Linked DNA regions of Homo sapiens: region 1 is linked to region 2. A link is an interaction called in ENCODE POLR2A ChIA-PET data of the cell type or tissue named here. Cell type or tissue: PC-3. All regions are shown on one strand. Each heading gives the region's core, and the rest is flanking DNA. Links, peaks and the distances in the headings are about the cores only. Region 1 overlaps SHC3 (SHC adaptor protein 3). Region 2 overlaps SHC3 (SHC adaptor protein 3).

Region 1 (12,695 bases), core at 5,112-10,111, 100 kb before region 2:
CTTGTGATTTTTGTACATTGATTTTGTATCCTGAGACTTTGCTGAAGTTGCTTATCAGCTTAAGGAGATTTTGGGCTGAGACAATGGGGTTTTCTAGATATACAATCATGTCGTCTGCAAACAGGGACAATTTGACTTCCTCTTTTCCTAATTGAATACCCTTTATTTCCTTCTCCTGCCTAATTGCCCTGGCCTGAACTTCCAACACTATGTTGAATAGGAGTGGTGAGAGAGGGCATCCCTGTCTTGTGCCAGTTTTCAAAGGGAATGCTTCCAGTTTTTGCCCATTCAGTATGATATTGGCTGTGGGTTTGTCATAGATAGCTCTTATTATTAGTCTGTGGTATATTTGTTATGGCAGCCTGAGCTGACAAGGACATGATGTAAGGCCATGGATTGTGGGACGGGTGTTCAGCCGATGTATTAGCCCATTCTCGCATTGCTGTGAAGAAATACTCAAGACTGGGTAATTTATAAACAAAAGAGGTTTAACTGGCTCTGCAGGCTGTACAGAAAGCATGATGTTGAGATCTGCTAAGCTTCTGGGGAGACTTCACAGCAGAAGGTGACGTGGGGAGTAGGCACATGGCAGAAGCGGGAGCAAGAGAGAGAGAAGGAGGGCGCCTACACTTTTAAATGACCAGATCTCACGAGAATTCACTTGCTATCGCCAGAACAGCACAGTGGGGATGCATGAAGGGGGTGGTGCTAAACCATTCATGAGAAACCTGCTGCCATGATCGTATGGGGTCCTACGAGGCCCCACCTCCAACATGGGGATTATATTTCAACATGAGATTTGGGTGGGGACCAGATCCAAACTCTATCAGCCAGCCTCTCCCAAAGCTTCCCTAGAGCAGGAGCCCGTGTTAAATACTTCATATGCGACAGACGACAGAGGAATGGGAGCAGCTGCAGGGCACTGGGGGATGTGCCTGATCAACAGCAACTGGTCCAGAAGGTGACCTGGAGCCTATTTGTATACTGCTGGGGATTAAGAACATAATTCCATGGAGGCTTATTTTGAACTCTGTTCTATTAGTAAATTCCTTGGTAATTGTTCCTTCCATGAACTATGTATGCCACAGCCCACCCAAAATCTTTAAAGGCTGTTTGGTAGTTGGAAAGCATTATTAGCAGGCCCTTGAATTCTGTGTTCTCCTGTCCTTTCTCTTGACAGCTAATTACAGAAAGGTTTCCGTAAGAGACTCAACTTTAATGACAGCCATGAGAGATCATTATTAAGATAAAATATTGTATAGCCAAATTTTACCAGCACATTTCCAAACAGAAAGCTAAATAAACTCCTTAACACTTTCACTTGCCCCCACCTCTAATTAAAATTACATGGATTTATGAAAAAGAAAGGGGGAAATGAATGGATCAACAAGTATTTTTTGAAAGCTCAATTACACGTCTTGTTCTGTGGAAGGTATTGCAGGTTGTTAAAGAGGCGCAGGGTGATTGCCTAAAAGGAACTTTTAATTCAGTTGAACGGGGAAAAAAAATCTATGTTCTAAAAAGGTGTTAATTATGTGGTAAGAGATCAGTGGTGGGCTGGGGTTATCAGAAAATGCCTCGCCAAGGAGGTGGGATTTATTCTGGGTCTGGAAGGACTATCCAGATCTGGGTAGGTGGAGGAGTGGAGGGTGTTCACAGCAGGAGAATCAGAGTGAGAAGCTCTTTGGAGGTGGGAGGGTGCACAGTGTTTGCCAAGGGGATGGGGAAGATGTGCCACTGAAGGATGGCTGTAGTCAGGGACACCTGACACTACATATCAGCTGTCATTTGTCTGTAACATGGGCTGTAGCCCCTTAGAGTTGGAATGCACTCAATCAGGGTTAAAATCCTTGGGAAGCAGGGTCTGTGCGAAGTCCTCCCATGGCCGGGATTTCCCTATTAGATGAAGTGACCAGTGTGTTGCTGGCCATTGAGCCTTGCACTCCATGACCTCTGTGACGGTTAATACTGAGTGTTAACTTAATTGGATTGAAGGATGCAAAGTATTGATCCTGGGTGTGTCTGTGAGGATGTTGCCCAAGGAGATGAACATTTGAGTCAGTGGGCTGGGAAAGGCAGACCTTAATCTGGGTGGGCACCATCTAATCAGCTGCCAGCATGGCTAGAATATAAAGCAGGCAGAAAAACTTGAAAAGGCTAGACTGGCTTGGCCTCCAAGCCTACATCTTTCTCCTGTGCTGGATGCTTCCTGCCCACGAATATCCGACTCCAAGTTCTTCAGTTTTGGGACTTGGACTGGCTCTCCTTGCTCCTCAGCTTGCAGGCAGCCTATTGTGGGACCTTGTGATCGTGCGAGTTAATACTTTATAAACTCCCCTTTATATATATGTATCTATTCCATTAGTTCTGTCCCTCTAGAGAACGCTGACTAATACAACCTCCCTTCATCTGGGTGACATTTGCCCTCTCAAGCCCGGCAGAACGGAGCTCCTTCCTTACCAGATGACAGTCCTTGAAGTAGCTAAAGAGGTGTTTTTCCTTAGCCTTCTCTTCTCCAAGCCAAACATTTCTCACTTCCTCAACAGTTGTGATCCCACTGTATCTAGATTCTCTTATTGTTTACATTCTGGTTTGTAAATTAAATTTAAGACACCCTGCTCATAGTAAGGAATGAGGTTGAGTTACTGTGTTGGCCACATTTGGCCTATATTCTATCTGTAGAGTTTTGTCCTATCCTAAGAATAATTTGGTCTTTAGTTCATGTGCCTACATGACTAAGAGATAATTTAATCTTTGTCTAAGATATCACTACTCTTTTTTAAAGAAAAGATGGTAGAGCTTTCTTTATGGCTTATTATGACCTACAAGCAGAATTATTGATGGTTTTCAAAGTCACACATTCTTTTCTCAAAAGGCCTAATACAGACTCATGTCTACCCTGCACACTTCTACCCCCTACTATATGCTATGGTCCACTTGACTACTATGAGTTTCCAACTATCAGCCTCTGTCATCAAAATTCAGGCTTGTAATTGAGAAAGCCGGTGGAATTTTCACTGAGGATTATTTTGCCCACCCAACAAAGCAAATGTCACACTACAGAGTGGTAGGGTAAATTCTGGTACATTTACACTATGGAATAGTACTATGTAGCCATTTCTAAAAGTGAACTAGAGTCCTATTACAGTTGATTTGAAAAGATTTTTACAAGGAATTGTTGAGTGAAAACAGCGTGGTGAAACAAAGCATGTGTATGAACCCATCCTTGTAACAGAAGCAATCACAAGAAAGCATGTATATATCCACAATTATAGTTGGAGACTTCAACAGCCCGCTAGACAGAATAATCTAGTAATTGATACCACTAGCCATTGATGGAACTACTAGACAGAAAATCGCAAGGATGGACAAAAGCTGAACAAAATAATCAACCAACAGGATCTAACGGACATACATAGAGCCTTCCACAAAATCACAGCAGAGTAAACATTCTTTTCAAGTGTTCATGAAACATTCACCAAGATATACCATGTTTTAGGTCATAAAACAAATCTAACCAAATTTAAAAGAATTAAAGTCATACAGAGCATGGTCTCTGATCACAATGAAATTCAATTTAAAATGGAACTAAATTAATAATTGATAATAGAAAAACAATAAGAAAATCTCCAAACTTTGAAATTAAACAACATGGCTGCAAATACTTAATGAGACAAAGGAGAAGCTTCAAAGGAAATACAAAAAATACATAGAATTGAATGAAAATGAAGCCACAACATGTCAAAATATATGGGACATAGCAACAGTGCAAAGAGGAAAATTTATAGCACCAAATGCTTACCTTAGAAAACAGAAAAGTTCTTCAATCAGTAATCCAGCTGTCTACCTCAAGAAACTAAAAAAAAGGGTTAAAGCAAGCAGAAGGAAGGCAATAACAAAGATAAAAGCAGAAATCAATAAAATTAAATATAGGAAATCAATTGAAAAAATCAATGAACGCACAATCAGATTTTTTGAAAAAAATTGATAAAATTGATACACCAGCCTGGGCATGGTGGCTCACACCTATACATATCCTATGCACTTTGGTAGGCGAAGGTGGGAGGGTCACTTGAGGCTCAGAGTTTGAAGCCAGCCTGGGCAACATAGCCAGATCCTATTTCTGCAAAAAAAATTTTTTTTAAATTAGCCTGGCGTGGTGGCAGGATGCCTGTAGTCCCAGGTACTCAGGAGGCTGAGGCAGGAGGAGCACTTGAACTTGGGAGTTGGGGGTTGCAGTGAGCTATGATTGCACCACTGCACTCTATCCTGGGCAACAGAGAGAGATCCTGAATAAAAAAAAAATTGTTAAACTTAGGAAGATTGACAAAAATTAAAAAAACATTTTGGCAATATATTAGTTTCTTGTTGCCAATCTAACAAATGACCACAAATTTAGTGACTTAAAACAACAGAAATTTATCTTACAATTCTGGAGGTCGGAAGTCTGCCCTGAGACTTACAGGACCACAGTCAGGGTATCTGCAGGGCTCATTTGTTCTGGAGGCTTCCGGGGAGAGTCTGCATCTTGTCTCTGGAAGCTTCTAAGGCTTCTAGCTGTGAGAACGCTTTGGCCTGTGGCCACATTAATCTCTGCTTCCATTATCACTTTGTCTTTTTCTCACCTGTGGTCAGATTTTCCTTTGCTTATCTCTTATAACGACCCTGTGGTTATATGTATGGGCCACCCGATAATCCAGAATGATCTTTCTATCTCAGGATGTTACTGAACTGAACTGGGGTCCACTCACCCAGTGCAGTAGGGCCAAATATTTATTGAGGTTTGTAGTGGGAGAAAGGAGGGTGTTAGCGGGAGGGTATTTAAGTGTAACCCTTACTTGTAGGGTGCCAAGTAAGGAGAATTGGGTTGCTTACGCTTGACACCCGACCTCCCAGATGGCTTAAACGTAAGGGTTTATGGAGGCAGGGAGGCATAAGTTATAGGCAAGGTCATAAATCAACACAGGGAGGCTATACATTGGTTTGACTTAAAAAGACAGGACATCTCCAAGCAGAGGCCCACAGGTCATAGGTGGATTCCAGGATTTTCTGATTTGTGATTGATTAAGGAGTCAAAGCTTTGTCTAAGAATGTGTGATCGGCAGAAAAGAAGGTGAGCTCTGGTTCATAGGCATGACCTTCTCCAGGCCCCTCAGGAAGAAATTTAGAACAAAGAATAGCAATCAGAGTTGAGTCCTCAGCCTCTCCTTACCTGAGATCTGTGTGCCAGTGGCTCCATTTGGTGGGGTCTAGGTTTCTGGAAAACAACTCAGGGACATATTTTAAGATGTTGTCTTTGGTTTTTACAGGGAACCAAACATCTTGTGACTTTAGTTTGTTTGGCTATTAAGTTTTTTTTTGTTGTTGTGGTTTATTAAGTTTTTATTTACTTTTTTAGGACTAGTTAAGTGACTGGAAGTTTTTTGAATGCACCGAAGATTAAAAAAATTATGTCTTTGGGGGCCCACAGGCTCCTAAGAGGGGTTCCTGCTCTGTTTTAAGGATCCTTAACTTAATCATATCTATGATGTTTCAGTTCAGTTTCAGTTCAGGGTCTTCCCTGAAGTTATTAGATGTCAACTGGGACTGTAATCGTCCGAAGGTTTGACTGGGGCTGGAGGGTCCACTTCAGGATGGTGAACTCCTATGACTGGCAGGTGGTATCTGGCTATATGCAGGAGGGCTCAGTTCCTTTCCACATGGCCCGCTCCATATTTTTCCCATAGGGATTCTTGAGTGTCCATATGACATTGTGGATGGCTTCCCCCAGAGTATGCAGCAATCAAGGCAGTAATAGATTTTATGACCTAGCCTTGGGAAGCACACACTGTCACCTTCACAGTATTTTATTGGTCACATGGGTCAGCCCCATTCAATGGGGGAGGGCACTCTATAAGGGCACAAATGCCAGGAGGCCTCAGAAACATAAATATTTTTGCTATGGGTATAGATTCATGGGTTTTAGGCTGGAAGAAACCACAAAAATACCCTGGTTGACAGTAAGAATCAGTCCCATTGATGATAAAAGATGGAATTTAAAAGCTTAATAGGGACAATTTTCTTCTGCAAAGAGGTAGATGGGGTGGCATGAATTTCTTGTGTTAGAGACAGTTTTAACAGATGAACCCTCAGGTGCCAAGTCAGTTAACCAGAGCTGGGTTGACAATCAGGGATTTAGGAGGGAAAAACCCAAGGCAAGGAAAGTCCTTGTGAATGTGACCAGGTGGAGAAACAGGTAGATGACGATTTGCCAACTCCATGTTCAGGGGCTGAGCTGAGGCCAGAGTCGGCAGCTGGTATTTCTTCTCCAATGGGCTACTTAGGGTGGCTTTTTGGGCTCAGTGGCACTCCAGAACAAGTCTAGCATATTGGCTGGTGGTAGCAGGACCTTACTGACATTCCATATGGAATGGAGCTGGAAGCAGTCCTGTGAGGTCTGGGTGACACTCGCACATCCTGTAAGGATGGAGAAGCAATGGACTAGGGAGCTGAGACCCCCAAGACCATCATTCTTGCCCAGGCTTCAGAGACAACTGAACTTCTTCTTGGTCATTCACACCAGACTGGAGATGGCTGAGTGGTTGTTCCGTAAGAGCAAGGAGAGAGAAGCCGGCTCCGGGAATTAAGGGCGTGTGGCATCGGGTAGAATGCAAGCCAAGCATTCAGAAATGGTCCAGTCCAGTGAAATGGAGGCTTGTATTGAGTCTGGGGCCCAAGGCTGAGAGAAGGCTGGCTCCGTCGAACCAGAAACAGCACTGAGAACCTGGCTGGTGGCACCGGCTTCAGCTGCACAGAGAGGGGGTCAGCAGGCCACACAGGGTCATCCTGACCAGCAGTCTTTTTTGTGGGGTGTCGTGAAGAAAAGCAATGCTCAAGGGTAGATAACGAATTTTCTAAGACTGAGCAGCCAGCTTAGTGGCAGAGTGAAAATGAGAATAGAAGTGGAAGTACACTGGAATGAAGATGGCTGCTTAGTTTTATCTGCCTCACCCACTAGCTAGAACGTGGCTTTAGCCATAATACCAATATGTATTTTTGGAACATTCCTTTGCTCTTTTCCTTTGACTTTGGATAGCAGATGTGGTCTATTGCATTGCTGTGATTTTCAGATGAAATCAAGCACAGTGGTTTACTTTTAACCAAACCCCAGTCATACTTCCTCTCTCTGACTCAGCTTCCTTGTCGTACGTAAGATTGATGACACACGCCACCAGCTCACATTTACAAAGGCGTTCTAGGTCTTTTGATGAACACCTATATGGCATTTATATTAATATAATTTTCTCTGTGAGAGGAGAGATTTAAATGAGAGTTGTCTTAGTAGCTGAGGAAACAGATACATGATTAGGGGAATAGCTAATTTCTTGCCTGATGTAATGTATGGAAACTGAGAAAAGCCTGGAAAAGGAGGTTGGAAAACTGAAAGTGGGTGGGCACCACTTTTCACACCCAACCCTCTTTCCATGCCCAAAACACCGTGGGGCATCCCCTCCTCACAGGGCCTGTGTGCTGGGCTGCACTGACATGCATTCCGGCTCAGAGTTGGCTTCACCCTTAACAGCGGGTACTGGGACTCTGTGGACACATGGACAACTTTACTTAACTCTAAATCGGGGTGTCCAGTGTTTTGGCTTCCCTGGGCCACATTGGAAGAAGAAAAATTGTCTTGGACCACACATAAAATACATTAACACTAATGATAGCTGATGAGCTAAAAAAAAAAAGAAAAATCACACACAAAAAAATCTCATAATGTTTTAAGAAACAGAACGGCTTCCAACCAGTTAGTAACCTCCCAGGGGTAACCACTATTCCAAGCCATCCTGGGCCACATATAGCCCATGGCCAAGGGTTGGACTAGCTTGTTTAAGCCCTCCACTTCTCTTGGATGATGCCTGTCATATGGAGGTGCACCTGCACCTCAAGTTCTTTATCTGTAAAATGGGTGTAACGGCAGCACTCTGTTTATAAGGTCGTCAGGAGGAACGAAGGGAATGTCTGTGAAAGGCTCTGCGGAGTGCCTGGCAGGTGGCAGAGGCTCACTGAAGGTCCGCAGTCTGAGCCATCCCCAGTCCTACTGTTAAACCCAGAGCTCACTTCTCCAAAGCCCCATGAGTCAGGGCCAACCTCGCCTTTAGTCATATTTCCTTTATTCAAGAGAGAGTACTGTGATATCACATGATAGTGACTCCAGCCGTGTGTCAGCTCAGCCTTTTAGCTCAAGTGAAATTTGTTCTGCTGAAGGTGATGTCGTGGCACCGTTCTTGCCACCCTTGAGGTGGACAGGAGGTTGAGACTTGCTGGGGTGAAAGCTGGAGTGACTGAGGGGCCTCCCTGGCCCAAATGAGGGTTCTCAGCTTTACAGCTTTGGGAAATCACTTTTGGGGCCACAGCAGTAACAGCATGAGCCAATCACAAAAGGCAAAGGACAAAGTGATAACCAGGGAGGAGTTTTGAAATGCTCTGAGTGAGAGCAGCGTGGATGAAACGCTGTGAGTGAGAGCAGCATGGATGTTGGGGTAGGTGATGTTTGTGGTGTTAGTGCTGAAGTAGGCGATGTTCATAAAAAGCTCCCAGCGGCCGCTGCCTTATAAGTAGGGCATCAGACAACATTCTCATAATACCAAGTTATTCTGGGGGGATTGCCTATGAATGATTTTAACTTTTTGATGCTTGTTTGTATTTTCCAAAATTTTCTGCAATGAACATACATTATTTACTAGGAAAAGGTGAGTGTTAGAAAGAAAATAATTTCAAGGACCCCTTAAAATAAATGATTTTTTAATTCTTTTTTACTGAGCACAACATACATAGTAAACCACAAAACCTTAAATAATCAGCTCAACGAGCACATATTTATACACACATCACACCAGTGCAAACATCAACAGACTAAGATCTAAAGCAAATTTCCAGTCCCACCCCCTGAGTTCTTTTGTATTTGATACCTCCCAGGGGTATCCACTCTTCTGACTTCTGTCACCATTGATTAGTTTACGGCAATTATCTTTTAAATTAAACAATACTAATAATATTTGGTCAAATTAGCACTATTAAGTATAGCCCATTTTTTCTAAGTATGGATTGTATCTTTTAAATCAATTCAAGGTATTATTTAGAAGAGAGTTCATAAATATATAACTTTGATGGTGCAGAATCCTGTATAAAGTACATTAGACAAATTAATTTATGAAAAGTAGAGTTTCCCTTTGCTCAAATACATATAAATGCTTGTAATAAATCATCTTAATTTTAACATTACTGAATCAAGTCATTTTGGAACTTCACATTATTCCAATGCCAATATCAGACGGATGTGCCATGTTATATAAGCTGGAGAGTGGGCAGTGGTTGACTTTAAAGAATTGTGAGAAGGTGCGATTGCACACAGGCATCTAGAACATGTGTGGTGGACTTGCTAAGACAGTTGGACATAGATATTGAGGATGTCTATGGTGGACCCACTAAGACTGCCAAGCCACAACTAACTTGAGCAATTCTGAAGGATTTTGAAAACGTAAATATTCTGGAGCAGAATTTTGCTTGAATTTCAAATGGTCCTGTAAATTGATTTCATTTGACCTCTATTTTTTACAGTGCATGGTAATTGATCTATGCCCAGGCCAACTGGCCACCACTGGGAGAGGAAGAACAACCCATAGGATTCGGCTTAAAGAGATGCCCAATTCACAGGACTGTGGATTCTCCCGTTTTTAACAAGTGACAATTCACTAAGTCAGAGTTAAGACTTAGGAGCTTGATTGCAGTGTTAGTTTACATCCCATATCTTTAACTCTAATTTTCCAGAGAGCAATATGTAACATATGGCCACTTCCCCTGACATAATCTGAAGCTACTCAAATCACTAGGGGCTGGCTCCGCTAACAATATAATCCTAGAAAGAGAATCATCAAACATTATTGCAAATCCAGAAGTCTGGGCACAACCTTACTGAATCTGAATACTTTTAGTACTGAATCTGAATACTTTTAGTTAATAATATTTAGCTTTCTTTTATTAGGGCAATACATGCTAATTGCAGAAAAAGAAGGACATAAAGAAAAACATAAAGAAGAAAATTAAAATCACCTATAATCATAATCCTCCATGATGATGTCTTAAAATGTCCATGAATTATTTTAGCCCTTATTTTTATTTATGCAAATGTGAGATCAGGCTCAATGATTCCCCAAATTGTTAAATATTATTGGCAGACATAATTTTTAATAGCTGCATAATATTCTATCCTGGAATATGTAAAGAATACTTACAACTCAACAATAAAAAGAAAAATAACAGAATTTAAAAACAGCCCCAAATTTGTCTTAGTCTGTTCCTGCTGCTATAACAAAAATACCTTAAACTGGGTAATTTACAAACAACAGAGGCCTGAAGTCCAAGATCAAAACACCAGCAAATTCAATGTCTAATGAGGGCTTTCTGCTTCATGAATGGCTCCTTCTCATGTCATTCACACATGGCAGAAGGGACAAGTGCTCCCTTCAACCTCTTTTATGAGGCCACTAATCCCATTAATGAGGACAGAGCCCTCATGACTTTATCAGTTACCAAAAGGCCCAACCTCTTTATATTATCACATTCAGCAGCAGGTCTCAATGTATGAATTTTGGGGGGACACTAACATTCAGACCTTATGAGGATTTGAATAGACATTTCTTCAGAAAAGACATACACCAGCCTGGGCAACATAGTGAGACCTCATGTCTACAAAACATTTTAAAAAATAGCCAGGCACCGTGTCACATGCCTGTAGTCCCAGATACTCAGGAGGCTGAGGTGGGAGGATTACTTGGTCCCAAGAGGTTGAGGCTGCAGTGAGCAGTGACCACAGCACTGCACTCCAGCCTGGGAAACAGAATAAGACCATGTATCAAAAAAGAAAAAAAAAAAAAGACATGCAGATGGCCAATAATCACATGAAAAGATGCTCAACATCTTTACTCATTAGGGAAATGTGAATCAAAACCATAATGAAATGCCACTTTATACCCTTTAGGGTATAACAAAAAAAGCTATAATTAAAAAAATGGACAATAACAATTATTGGTGGAATTGAGAAATCAAAACCCAGCTTAAAATACACAGCTGGTGGGAACATAATATAGTACAGCTGCTTTGGAAAACATTTTGGCAGCTCCTCAAGTTAAATACAGAATTACCATAAGACCCAGCAATTCCACTCACAGGTATATACCCAAGAGAACTGACAATGTATATTTACACAAAAACTTGTACACAAATGTTCATAGCAGCTTTATTTACAATAGCCCCCAAATAGAAACAACCCAAATGCCCATCAATTGCTGAATAGATGAACAGAAGGTGGTATATACATACAACGGAATAGTATTCAGCCATAAAAAGGAGTGAAGTACTGACCATGCTACAACATGGTGAATCTTGAAAACATTATGCTAAGCAAAGGAGCCAGACACAAAACGGCACATATTGTACTATTCCATTTACATGGACTGTACAGATTTGGCAAACCTATAGAGACAGAAAGTAGATTAGTGATTACCAGGGACTGAGTGTGGGAGAGGATGGGGAGTGGTTGTTAAGGGGTATGGGTTTTTTTTTGGGATTATGAAAAAAGACTATAGAATTAAATGGTGATGGTTGTACAGCATTGTGAATACAATAATCTCCTCTTATCCCTGGTGGCAATGTTCCAAGACCCCCAGTGGGTATCTGTGATCATGGATAATACTGAACCCCATACGTGCTATGATTTTTCCTATACATACATACCTTTGATAAAGTTTAATTTATAAATTATTCACAGTAAGGGATTAACGACAATAACTAATAATACATCAGAACAATTATGATGACAAGTCAGCATCACTACTCTTGCACTTTAGGGCCATTATTCAGTAAAATAAGGGTTCCTTGAACACCAGCACTGCAGTACCATGACAGTCAGCCTGATAACTGGGATTGTTACTAAGTGACTAAGGGATGGGTAGTATAGGCAGCCTGGAGATGCTGGGCAAAGGGATGATTCACACTGCGGGTGGAGCAACTGGGGCTTCATCATGCTGATCAGAAGAGTGTGCAACGGAAGACTTATTAATTGTTTATTTCTGTAATTTTCCATTAATATTTTTGGACCCCAGTTGATTGTGGGGAACTGAAACCACAGAAAGTGAAACTACAAATAAGGGGGATCTACTGTATACTCAAAATCACTGAATTGTACACTCTTAAAAGGTGAATATTTATGGCATGTGAATTATACCTCAATATAAAATACTTGTAAAAAGTACAGCTATATTAAATAAAATGAACCAGAGGTATGTGGGAATTTGACTTCATTAGAGTTCTAGGATCTAAAGGTAGGTAGCAGTTATCCAGATGAAGAGGGGAGGAAAAAAGACTTTAGACGACAGGATCCTAGTGTGAAAAGGTCTTAGGAAGAGGGGTGCAGAGAGATTGATCATGCCTCTTCTTCATGCATTTTTGATTATTTCCCTAGATTAAGTGAAAAGGATGGGACATTAAAATTTAAATAAAATGTAATTTCTGAAGCATTTTATAATGCTTTATTTTACAATGAAGTTCATTGTAAAAATTATAATATTCAGAGAAGTAACAAAATGAAAAGAAGCCACCTTGTAGTCACATCCTGCAGAGCTGGCAGAGGGAGGAGAAGGAGCCCTAGTGCACTATGA
Region 2 (12,695 bases), core at 2,784-7,783:
TCCATTTTGAAAACTTCACAGGCTGCATTTCACAGTAAAAACACTGATCATCTATTCATATAAGATAAGAAATCAGCCCTTCCACATTCAAGATGATTAAGAAATGTACCTCCAGGATGGAAAGATGAATTTTTATCCATCATAATAACAATAGATCACACCTAATGTGGTTGTGTCTTGAGATACTGACTGACAGAGTAATGCTTTCACGGCTAACAAGACAGCTTAAATTTTTATTTTTCTCTTTATTGCATCCTTTTTGAAGACAAAAGATATCTTTTAAAAGATGTTTTTATGATACACATAATATTAATACAGGAATGCACGTTAATAATTTACAAATAGACACTTATTGGGGATGCATGGTTGGAAAGTTCTTTGTGGTAGGCATGAGTGAGAAGCAGCATGGATAACTGTGACTTAGAGAAGGGATTCAGTGGGTGTGATGGGCATTCCTAATATCCTGCTCTCCTATCCTTCCAAACTTGCAAAAGATGGCATCTGCCAGCCCCCTCCTGCTTGGGAGAAGCCCATGACAGTTCTGTGTGACGGGCTAAGAGCAGAACAGAAGGTGCATTTGGTTCTGGTGCAAGGCCCTGCTGTCTGTTTCTTCTGCAGATTGTGGGAAAGGCCTTGCGTTGAGTTGCAAGATCAAAAGATCAAACCAGCCTGGGCCACTGAGGCACCACAAGAGGATGGCTGCCTTAGAGAGGTGCCCAGAAATGAGTAAGCAAGAATGAAATGGTTGATTTCAGCCAGAGACGTTGGGATTGTTTCTTACTGTGGCATAACTTGCCCACCCTGACTCACAGAATAGGTGTCACAGGTAGGGTGTTGAGAGCGTGCTTAGATGAACAAGCCTCACACCAGTTTACTGGATGCCCTGTTGCAGCAGGCAGATGGCCGGGGGCCAGTCCTGAGCGCCAAGCCGGGAGCAGCTACTAGCCTCTGGGCTTATTTGGGGAGAGGAGGAAGCTGAGAACTGGAAGTCTGGTGGATTGGGATGCATCTAGGTACTGCCTTCTCATTCACCACTGTTAACCATTCTTCAGGGAGCGGGAGATGTGAGTGGACATGCCAGGAGCTACCATATGGCTGAAAGCCACCACATCCCCAGCTACTACAGTGTGACTACAGAGCCACAATACATTCCTAAGGGAGTGGTTTGCTTTCAAGTTGCCCATCTCAGTTATGGAGTAGTCCTTGTGATGTGAGCTCTTGAAAGTCCCTTTGCTGATGTCATGGCTCAGGTGGCTGCTCCGGGGCAGCTTGGGCTAGTGCTCTTAGAGAGTGGCTTCAGCTTTTTTTATTGGCGGGGCAAAATAAGAGAGAAACCAGTGTCAGCAAAGGATCCCTGCTTTTAAGTAAATGAACTATTGCAGGCTGTTGGTACGAGTTTCCCCAGTGGGCAGTTTCCTCAAATGAGGACTGTGGAATTCCCTGTCTTGCTGACCTTGTTTACATTGAGCTATGTTTTAGATTTTGCGTCATTTGGAATCTCGATTCTGTGCACGAATGGGCTGCATACCTCTCTTGGTTTCTTCTCCATTGTTTGTGAATGACATCTTTGGTTTTGTTGTTTCCTCAGGGAGAGGTGAAGCCCAGCAGGCTGGATGACTGCCTTTGGGGAAGGCCTCATTATTTAGTGCACACATCAAATCACACAGGGCAGGCTAGAAGATTGTGGCTTTTGGCTAAGTGTCAATACTCTCAGAAGAAATACCAGGCCCAGAGAGACAAAGTCCAGGTTTAACTGGTTTTGGAGTGAGTTTCTGGAACATGTAGAGGCCATTTTATAGAAGGAATCCTCAGACCAAAGCAACAGGTGACTTGTTTTCTCCATTCATTGAGGACTCTGCCAGGTGCCAGGAGCTGCAGGCATGAGTTAATTCCCGAGAGTCCATGGGTCTACTCACAATCTGCAGGGCCTGCCCCCGAGTTAGTCACTTGGAGTAACATGCCCATTTCTCAGCATGCTAGAGTGCTTTTACCTCAAGCCCTGACCTGCTCCACATGTCCTGGACCTTTCCCACAGAGGCCCCTTCCCAGGCTTCATGCTCTCAGGTGTGTAGAAGGTTAGTAGCATGTGGATGAGATTGTACAGCCCACTCTCAGTAAATCGTATTCTTCGTTCTTCATCTTAAAGGCTAGGATACCTATTTTCTCCTTAAAAAAAACAGGCTACCCTTTCTGACCCTTTTCCAGTCTTTTTTCTCATTCTCCAAAACACCGACCAACCAGTCCTGTTGGCTGGTGCTGATGCTGGACAGCAGGGCCGGGAGGGGCGTGGCACAGGACAGGTCAGGGGAACGAGGTGTCTCACTGGCTTTCCCTTGCTCAGGCCTGGACTCCTACTTCCTTCTTAGCTGGAAAGATGGTTGCATTTGTATCAGTCAGTGACCTGCACAACTGTAACAGCTGCTTGGCATTGCTTTGTGACTACCTGGGGGCAATGCTTAGTAAATAATAATGTCAATACTAAAATAATATCAATAATTGATCATCAGAAGACAACCAGGATGTCTGAACCTTTGTAGACACATCTCTTGGCAATATCTAAAATAACACTGCCGTATCCAAGGGGTTGCATTGCCCCCCAAAGCAGAAATACATTTGTACTTGCTCTTCCGAGGAAATACATTTCCTGTGTCCACAGAAGTCTCCCTGCCCTGGAGTCTGGGAGAGAAGGAGCTGAGGCCCCAGGGCCTAGCTGGCTGCCTCCGGGGTAAAGTCCCAGTGCCGTATTATGCTGAGAGGCTCCACACTGTGCAGAGGCATCCGTGTCTGTCTCTCTGTCCCCTCCCTGACAGCTTTCATCTTTCCAGTATGTACTGGCTTCTCCTATAGGGAGGGCACAGTTCAGTGTCTCCCTAATCACTGCCAGGGCTGGGGAACAACAACTCATGAAGAAATGCATCCTCCTCACTGCAGGGACCAACGCGGCTTTTGGAGGAACCCTCCTTGGCATACGATTGTCGGCAGGAGAATGGTGGGGTGTGATGAAGGCAGCTGTCATCCTTCCCAGGAATTCCTGAGAATTCCTTTATCCCATTGGTAAAAAGATCATGCTAGGCTCCTCATGGCGACAGCCCTGTGGCTCCTTCAGGAGGGACATGTGGACGCTTATGGTAGGGCACGGTGGAAGTGGGTCTGGAGAGTAGAGGTATTTTCCAGTACCCTGGAGAAAAAGTACTACTTCCTTATGAGGCAGAGGCTGGCCCTCTTTTCTCTGAAGGTTTCACATAGATAATCCTGCAGCCTTGCCACTAGGACATCATGTCCTTGTGTAACAGCTGGTGCCTGCTTCAAGCATAAGGACTGCTCCAGGCCTTACCACCAGGCCTCATTTTGGCCTACCGCCACCCCTAACTTTTATCTACTCTTTACACAAGCTGCTTTTCTGAGAATCTGCATGAATAACCAGTCTCAAATTTACGTAGATGCATGTGTCATGTTATTGGCATGGTCACACTGATAATTAATATCTCTTTATATTCATCTTCAAAGGTTTCCTTATTGTTTTGAGTGGCCACATATGGTGATCAACACTTTACCCCCACTAAGAAGCAAGTGAACTACTTGCTCTAAGTCCACTGAATAAATCAAGATTCACTCAACAGATGCTGGTTTCAGTCCATTTTTTAAGGCCTCATGGGTTTGAAGGGACCTAGTTCATGTCGAGATCAGGCTCTTTGTCGTGCTGAAGTCTCCTTCTAAACAATTTTTCCCTATTGATGTCAGAATTGATGCTTTATAGACTAAAGAAATTGAAGAACATCAAATTGAACTTGAAAAATCTTTAATTTATTTAAAAATGAAACCTATAATTTTGTAGACAATAGGCTATTAAGAAATGCATGCCTATTGTGAGATGTTATAGCTGTAGGATTCCCTACCTGGAGATAAAGCTGTGGTTGGATCTGCTAGGACATATTATGGAAGAAGCATGCACCTCTCTGTCCCTGTGTCCTCAGCAAGGGCTCTTTGTAGAGGAGCCCAGGTAGCACCAGTGTCTGTCTCTAATAGGCCCATGTCACTTGCTTTCCCAGCTTGTCACATTTTGGAATGCTGTGATGGGCTGGCCCAGGATGTCATCGGCTCCATCGGACAAGCCTTTGAGCTCCGGTTTAAGCAATATTTACAGTGTCCTACCAAGATTCCCGCTCTCCATGATCGGTGAGTAGTGCTGTGACACCATTTGCAATAGCCTATGTGGGTTTTATGACCTTTCCTCTTAAAACCACATCCCTGAGCTGTGTTCTGGACAGGCACAATTAATCACAGGGCTTCCTGGGCTCAGAGACACCTGGTCGGTGCTGGGATATGGCACAGAAAGCCAACAGATGGAAGCCAACATATGGATGATGCTTTGAATGTGTAGAAAAACATTTTCTTGAAACTATAGTGACGGTCGCCAAGGTTACAGAAAAGCGACTTCATTATAAATTTTTTTGTTCTGTTTCCTCTGCAGCCATGTGATGGTTCCATATGTCACCTCTTTGGGTCTATGTTACCACCGGTTCTGTGTGTCCCATTGTCCTTGTCGTTACGATTAGCCAAAGTCGTGCTACAAGAGGTCCCCTCCGTGAGGCACTGTGCTGGCTACCGGCATAGTTTCGGCTTCGCTGGCCTTTGCAGCTTAACAGCTTGGTAGTTTGTTTACCTTCCAGGTGGCCCTGAGCAAGTTCTGTAAACTCCTTGAGTCTCAGCAGCTTTATCTGTGAAGTAGGAATAAGAATGGCACCTTAGGTTTTTTTTTCAGTGTTTAACAAAATAGTGAGTGTGAAGAGGAATTGGGAGATGTTTAGTTTATTATAAAAAATGTTCAGGTTCTATCACTGAGTTTCCTTAGGATGTAAGAATATTCCATACAGCATCAAGCATTAAAAGAAAAGTAATATGGGGCATATTGGTCATTCAGTATTCTGTCCTTGATTGAACTTGCATAATGAAAATCTATTCTAATGTTGTGATCGCTAGAAACAAAACTTTACTGTTCCTAAATTTACTCTATACTTTTTTCAAACTTCTAAAGCCACATTCTTCTATGCCTTAGTTCTAGAGTCAGACTCTACCTTTGTTCTTATGATTATGAAGACTTCTTTCATCTCCCTTCTCAGTCTTTGCCGTTCTTCAAAGAGACTTTTCATTTCTTTTCCTCTTTCCCTGGAAAATTCCGTTTAAGACATTCATTTTGGAGGTGCCTCTGCAGGACCCACCATTTCCACATTGCTAGAAACTTCACTCCAGAGGCTGAAAATGCTAGAATTCAATTCTCCCTTATGGCCATCATATTAAAAAAAAAAAAAGAACGAAAGAAACTTCAGCAAGCTGGGACAGGAGGATGTGTATAGAAGAGTTAGAGGCAGACAGTGACAGCAACCCAAATGTAGGTAGGAGACTGAGGAAACAAATTTTTTATTTTGTGTATAATGGGACATAGTAGTTAATAAGAATTCACCAATATACATGTACTACCAGCATAAATCTCAAAATTTATAATGAAATAAAAAAGAGCAAGTTACAAAAGGATATGAACCATTTATGAAAATTTTGAAAACATAAATGATTGCATATATAGTATATGGATAAATAAATGTATGGAAAGACTATAAAAACATACACAAGGCCGGGCACAGTGGCTCACACCTGTAATCTCAGTACTTTGGGAGGCCAAGGCGGGTGGATCACCTGAGGTCAGGAGTTCAAGACCAGCCTGGCCAACAGAGTGAAATCCCGTCTCTACTAAAAATACAAAAATTAGTTGGGCATGGTGATGCATGTCTGTAGTCCCACATACTTGGGAAGCTGAGGCAGGAGAATCACTTGAACTCGGGAGGTGGCGGTTGCAGTAAGCTGAGATTGTGCTGCTGCACTCCAGCCTGGGTGACAAAGCAAGACTCCATCTCAGAAAATCAAACACACAAACAACAACAAAAAAATGCAAAAATGCTATACACAACTCCAGGATATCTGAAGACAGGACAGAGGTGTGGGTAAATGGGTTGCATTTGACTGTATTTGTCAAGCATATACCCCCTACACCATTTTATAATAAAAATGTTCCAATATACACAAAGAACTGTATAGACAACATCTAGCTTCTACCATTAACATTTTACTTATAATATCACATATCTATGTATCCATCCAACGTAAGTTTGACAAATTTTATTAAAAAGGGAAGCATGTAATTGATAAAAGAAAAATTTCAGCCGAATTAAATTTAAAGGAGTTTAATTGAGCAATAAACAATTCCCAAACAGAGCAGCCTCCCAGCCAGAGTAGACTCGGTGACTCCAGGGCAGCCACGTAGTGGAAGAAGATTTATGGAGAGAAAAAGGAAAATGACTTACAGAAAATGGAAGTGAGGTTCAGAAATAGCTGGATTGGTTACAGCTCGGCGTTTGCCTTATTTGAACACAGTTGGAACAGTTGGCCGCATTTGATTGGCCAAAACTCGGTGATTGGCACAAGAGTAGGCTACAGTCTGTTTACACCTCCACTTGTATAGTTCAGGATTTACAGAGAAACCTTTAGGCCAAATTTAAATACGTAAGGAGGTAGCTTTAGGCTAAACTTGATTTAACATAATAGATCAAAAGGTTAACACTTATTTAATCTCCATGGGGGATGCATAAGTATATTTCATATTAATTATTATGCTAGCCTTTGTTTCTGAAATGTTGAATAAAAGCCAAATAAATGCTATTAAGATAATACACACAAAAATGAATGGAGGGAGTTAGTTTAACTACCATACTTCTCTGGCAGTGTACATAATGTATGAAGTTCTGTATGTGTTTGTATGTAGTGAAGTTTGAAGGACTTTTGGGGAAAGAAAATGTAGTAGACAGGATCTTATCCACTGAGAAAAATGTCGCCTCCAAATGCAAGTATTGGCATATCATTTCTGGTTTTGTTTTGTTTTGTTTTGTTTTGTTTTGTTTTTAAGAGGGAGTCTGGCTCTGTCACTCAGGCTGGAGTGCAGTGGCGCGATCTTGGCTCACTGCAAGCTCCACCTACCGGGTTCGCGCCATTCTCCTGCCTCAGCCTCCTGAGTAGCTGGGACTACAGGCGCCTGCCACCACGCCCGGCTAATTTTTTGTATTTTTAGTAGAGATGGGATTTCACCGTGTTAGCCAGGATGGTATCGATCTCCTGACCTCGTGATCCGCCCCTCTCGGCCTCCCAAAGTGCTGGGATTACAGGCGTAAATCACCGTGCCCGGCCGGCATATCATTTCTAAAGCAGAGCAGTGACAAGGGGCCCTGCCTGTAGCTTCATACTGTCGGTGACCTGACACCCCCCTCACCTTATCCTGCAGAGGCTCCTGGTGTCCCGCAGGGTACTATCCGAGAGCGGGGTGACGGGGATCTCCTGAGCTTGCCCTGCCTTCCGTTTCAGCTCCGCTCCTCCAGCAGGGTGCAGCCTGGGAACATGAGAGAACCCACACTGCATCCAGCTGTTCCAGCCCCATTCTCTGGGGACACTGAAAAACAAATCAGATGCCACTAAGACTCCATTTATTATTATTTTTAAAATTGATAATTCATATATAATCAAATTGCTCTTTTAAAGTTTACAGTTCAGTTGATTTGTTATATTCAAAAGTACAATTATCACCATTAATTCCAGAACGTTTTCATTACCCCCCAAAGAAACTCTATACTCATCAGCAATTACTCCCCATTCTCCACTCCCCACTCTTCCACCAACCACTAATCTACTTTCTGTCTCTATGGATTTGCCCATTCTGGACATTTCATATAAATGGAATCATACTGTATGTATCTGGCTTCTTTCACTTAGAAGAATGTTTTCAAGATTCACTCATGTTGTAGGATCTGTCAGTATTTCTTTCATTTTAGAGTTCTTAATAATATTTGAGTGTATAGGTATATGACCTTTTGTTCATCCAGTCATTAGTTTATGGACAGTTGGGTACTTCTACCTTTTTTTTTTTTTTTTAATGGAGTCTTACTCCATTGCCCAGGCTGGAATGCAGTGGCACGATCTCAGCTCACTGCAACATCCACCTCCCGGGTTCAAGCAATTCTCTCGTCTCAGCCTCCCGAGTAGCTGGAACTACAGGTGTGTGCCACCACGCCTGGCTAATTTTTGTATTTTTAGTAGAGACAGGGTTTCACCATATTGCTCAGGCTGGTCTTGAACTCCTGACCTCATGATCTGCCCGCCTTGGCCTCCCAAAATGCTGGGATTACAGGCATCAGCCACTGCGCCCGGCCCTACCTTTTAGCTCTTATGAACAATGCTACTGTAAAGATGTATACAAGTTTCCTTATGGACATATGTTTCAATATTCTTATGTATATACCTGGGAGTGAAATTCTGTGGTCATATGGTTATGCTGAAACTGCAAAGCTATTTTCTAAAGTGGCTGCACCATTTTACAGTCCCATGAGCAATGTGTGAGGGTTCTAATATCCCCACGTTCTTATCAACACTTTTTCTTGTCCATCTCTTTGATTATAGCTACCCTAGTGGGCATGAAGTGGTCTCTGGTTGTGGTTTTGATATGCATTTTCCTGATGACTAACGATGTTGAGGAACTTTTCATGCATGTATTGGCTTTTTGTGTATCTCTGGAGAAAAGTCTGCTCAAATCCTCAGCTCATTTTTAAGATCGGGTTGTCTTTTCATTGTTGAGTCGTACGAGTACTTTATATATTCTAGATACATGTCTCATTTAAGATACATGTTAGCAAATATTTTCTCCCATTTTGTAGTTTGTATTTTTACTTTCTTGATAATGTCCTTTGAAGCACAACAGTTTTTTCAAATAGCAGAAGGGAGAATTTTGAGAGGTTCATATTCTACCATTTTCCCTCATATCACTAAATTTCCATTTTGTAGTTGGTTTTGTTTGGGATCAATTTCATGGCTTACAAAAATGTGTGCTGTCCCTTGAGGAGCTGGCTATCCTTAGGCATAATTTCTTTTTTAATTAAAATGTACTTTTACAAAAGGACATCCTTCAAACATGATTGAAATGTTCCAATGAGTGAAACTCTGAATATGGCAGAGATATTTTGCTAAACCACTCATCTGCTTTTCATCTATGCATGAGACCTGGATGGCTGAGGAGGCACTGACTAAACTCTCTTTTCTTAATAACAGGCGCTAACATTAGATTTGTTGATTTTGGCTGCAAGTTCAACTTTTGGCTAAAGCCCTTGGAAATCTTCCTTTAACAGAATGCAGAGTCTGGATGAGCCATGGACGGAAGAGGAGGGAGATGGCTCAGACCACCCATACTACAACAGCATCCCAAGCAAGATGCCTCCTCCAGGGGGCTTTCTTGATACTAGACTGAAACCCAGACCCCATGCTCCTGACACAGCCCAGGTAAGTCTTATAGTTTTTTTCTTATATAAGGAATGGAGGCTAACTCTACTTTATTTCCTTTTGTTTTCTTTGGTTTTATTTCAGGCTGATGTTCTGTTTCATTTTTGACACAGTAAATCATGAGCTTTCTCTCACTGGATTTCATGAGGCATGCAGATGAAGAGAGGCTTTGGGTTAACATCATAAAGCATTGGCCAAATGCTTTGGAACTGTGTGGTGATTCCTGGGATATGAGTCTGGGGGTGTCCTCTGTACCCTCAGACATATTCCATCATACTGTGATCTCAGTGAGGGAAAGAGAGAATTTAAGATTTTAAAAAGGCTTGGGAGGCATTGGGTTCTCTGAAAAGGAGTGAATATAGACGCTTAAAATGATGAGAATTTTATGAGTTTTCTATTTTATTCATTCCCTTGTTTTATGTCCAACTCAAAATTCTAGTAAGGCAATTGCTTTCTAGAGTTATGATATTTCTGTTTTGTTATAGGAAATTTTTTAACGTTACTACCTTATGTGAATGATAATGACACCACTAAAAATGGCAAAATAACGTTGAGCTCAGGGATCTGACACTGAGAGGGAATTTCCTGATTTTTTGAAGGAAATTTCCTGGTTTACAGAGTGGACTTGACCAAGTGTGAACGATCATGGGCGTATGTGTTATGTGGGAAGTGTGTTCTGACACATAGATACTCTGTAATTGAAATTTATTTTAGGACATACATATGGAAGAGCTTGATTTACAGTCACACTTCGGGAGGGGTGGGGGGGGTAATGAAAACAAGCGGGGGGGCATGTGTAGTTTTGATGGAGATGCAGCCTTTTCCTCACACCCACACAAACTTATTTCCCAAATCTTAATGCCAACCATGAGGCATGAAGGGAAAATTGGGTGTAACAGAGGATGCGAACCACCTTAAGGATCAACTCGCCGACTGTCTTGTGGCTTTCAAAAGTGGTGAAATGAGAAGAAAATAATTTTTTCATTCTGTGTATTTACATGTGTCTATAGTTTGCAGGAAAAGAGCAGACTTATTACCAGGGAAGACACTTAGGAGACACTTTTGGCGAAGACTGGCAGCAAACACCTTTAAGGCAAGGTGAGAGGCAAGGTGAGATGGGTGAGAAACACAAAAGACACTTTTCAAAAGTAACATGCTCACCACTGGGTCGCCTATTTTCTGTGGACTGACAGAGTGACCCCTGGATATATGTGCTGTGTGTGTTGCTATAGAATCCTGACTAGACTATAGAAATAGAAGCAACGGTGTGGTCAGGCGCGGTGGCACACGCCTGTAATCCCAGCACTTTGGGAAGCTGAGGCGGGACAATCACCTGAGGTCAGAAGTTCGAGACCAGCCTAACATGGTGAAACCCCAACTCTACTAAATAAAAAAATTTGCCGGGTGTGGTGGCGGGTGCCTGTAATCCCAGCTACTCAGGAGGCTGAGGCAGGAGAATCACTTGATCCCAGGAGGTGGAGGTTGCAGTGAGCCAAGATGATGCCATTGCGCTCCAGCCTGGGCAACAACAGCAAAACCCCATCTCAAAAAAAAAAAAAAAAAAGCAACAGTGTTGCAGACATCTCCTGGCACCAATCAGATAGTGCCTCCCTGCAGCTCCAGGACCATTCACACCCCGTCTGCAGTCACTGCCTCATGCCCTTGAGACTGTACACCTCCATGCTGGGAGAGCTTCCATGCCCAGGGGTGCTGAGAAGTTGACATCTCAGGCATACTTCACCCCAGTTTCCTATGGGAACTGGTGAGGCAACTCTAAGGTGGAGGTTGAGCCCCCGTGACTCCTACAACAAATTGTTGCCTTTCCTTCCTTGTCTCGTTCTCCTTCCCTTTACTCAGGGTCAGCTTCAGGGGGGATGTGAAGCCCCCTACTCTAAGCTGGGGATTGAGGCAGAGGTGGCACCAGGGATATACGTCTCTCACAGGCCCTGGATACTCTCAGAGAACACTTCTGCATCTTACAATCATAATATGCACCTACATCACACATTAAAACTAATGTCGATATAACTGTCTATAAGTCAGATATCTGCAAATAATTCAAATATATTTAGATACAGCCATCATAATTTAGATACAACTATCTAAGAAGTAACTGCTAATTGCTCACATAAGTCTTTATTCTCTAGACAGTTATATATACACATACAAATATGTATGAATGTATTCATATCTCAATCTAATCCTTTAAGAATGTCTTTTAATTTTAACCTTTTTCCCTTCTCAAAAACATTTATAACTCTTTCACTAGCTCTGGGATCCTGGCTACTAAGTCTATAAGATCTGAAGGGGATGGATGCAACTGATGCTTCTATGTATCTAAATTTAAACATTATTGGTTTAATGTTGAGGCTTATTCCTTCATTATAGCTATTTATGCCAGGAAGCAAATGACAATACATTTTTAAAATGTCCTCTGTGTAAGAGAATTTCGTCTCGCCTGCCCCAGATGCAGGAAGACCCACAGTGCTGGCCCAGTCAATAAAACATAAGGCCTGGCAGAAGCCACCACATGTTCTGCCTCAGAATAGGCTGGAAATAGCAAATCAGAGTCATAACTTTGCCAGAGGGACATTTTCATTATGGGCTATTTATCCTTGTTCTACACACATTTAAAATGCATTTCCATAACATGTGTGTGCATAGACATATAATAACTGCTAAAGAATAAAGGAGACACATTATTTCCCTTAGATATTTACTTTATTGTAAAATATATCAGGTTTATTTTAAAATAGGCCTTGTTTTTGATATATTCAAGTTATTCCAGCCAGATCGAGAACAGATGATGTCGCAGAATGAACTCCTGGCCTGGAACTTGAGACTCAGAGCTCTCAATAAATTTCCAGCTCTTCTTTGAAAACAATAAATAGGCAGGGCATGGTGGCTCACGCCTGTAATTCCAGCACTTTGGGAAGCCGAGGCGGGTGGATCATCTGAGGTCAGGAGTTCGATGCCAGCCTGGCCAACATGGTGAAACCTCGTCTCTACTAAAAATACAAAAAATTAGCTGTGCATGGTGGTGGGCACCTGTAATCCTAGCTACTCGGGAGGCTGAGGCAGGAGAATTGCTTGAACCTGGGAGGTGGAGGTTGCAGTGAGCCGAGATCATGCCACTTGCATTCCAGCCTGGGTGACAGAATGAGACCCTGCCTCAAAAAAAAAAAAAAAAATAAATAAATATCTTTTCTCACATAACAAATTAGAATGTCACTTATTAATTTGCTGGCAGATACTGTCCCTAATGGAAGTGAACTCCAGGTATCACGATGGCACGTGTCCTCCTGCCCCGGCTCAGCACCTGTTGT

Evidence for each region. Peaks named below come from ENCODE experiments on the same cell type or tissue, not always from the same donor. Only the 100,000 strongest peaks of a DNase experiment are listed, where the experiment ranks them.
Region 1: POLR2A ChIA-PET joins it to region 2 with 6 read pairs; 2 of 35 experiments call an interaction of 5 or more read pairs at or near these places.

What each region holds. Positions count from the first base shown.
Region 1 is chr9:89,149,235-89,161,929 of GRCh38, reverse strand. The region is part of intron 1 of SHC3 (SHC adaptor protein 3); the gene reads left to right. Among named protein-coding and RNA genes, the nearest start is that of SHC3, 23 kb to the left of the region's middle. In PC-3, for the core only: no CTCF peak of the experiment used is centred there; DNase peaks (open chromatin) are centred at 7,149 and 8,129; H3K4me3 peaks cover 812 bases; H3K27ac peaks cover 2,643 bases.
Region 2 is chr9:89,043,518-89,056,212 of GRCh38, reverse strand. SHC3 (SHC adaptor protein 3) reads left to right here. Exons shown (of 12, transcript NM_016848.6): 7 at 4,050-4,176; 8 at 9,219-9,369; 9 at 10,380-10,467. Among named protein-coding and RNA genes, the nearest start is that of S1PR3, 58 kb to the right of the region's middle. In PC-3, for the core only: no CTCF peak of the experiment used is centred there; no DNase peak of the experiment used is centred there.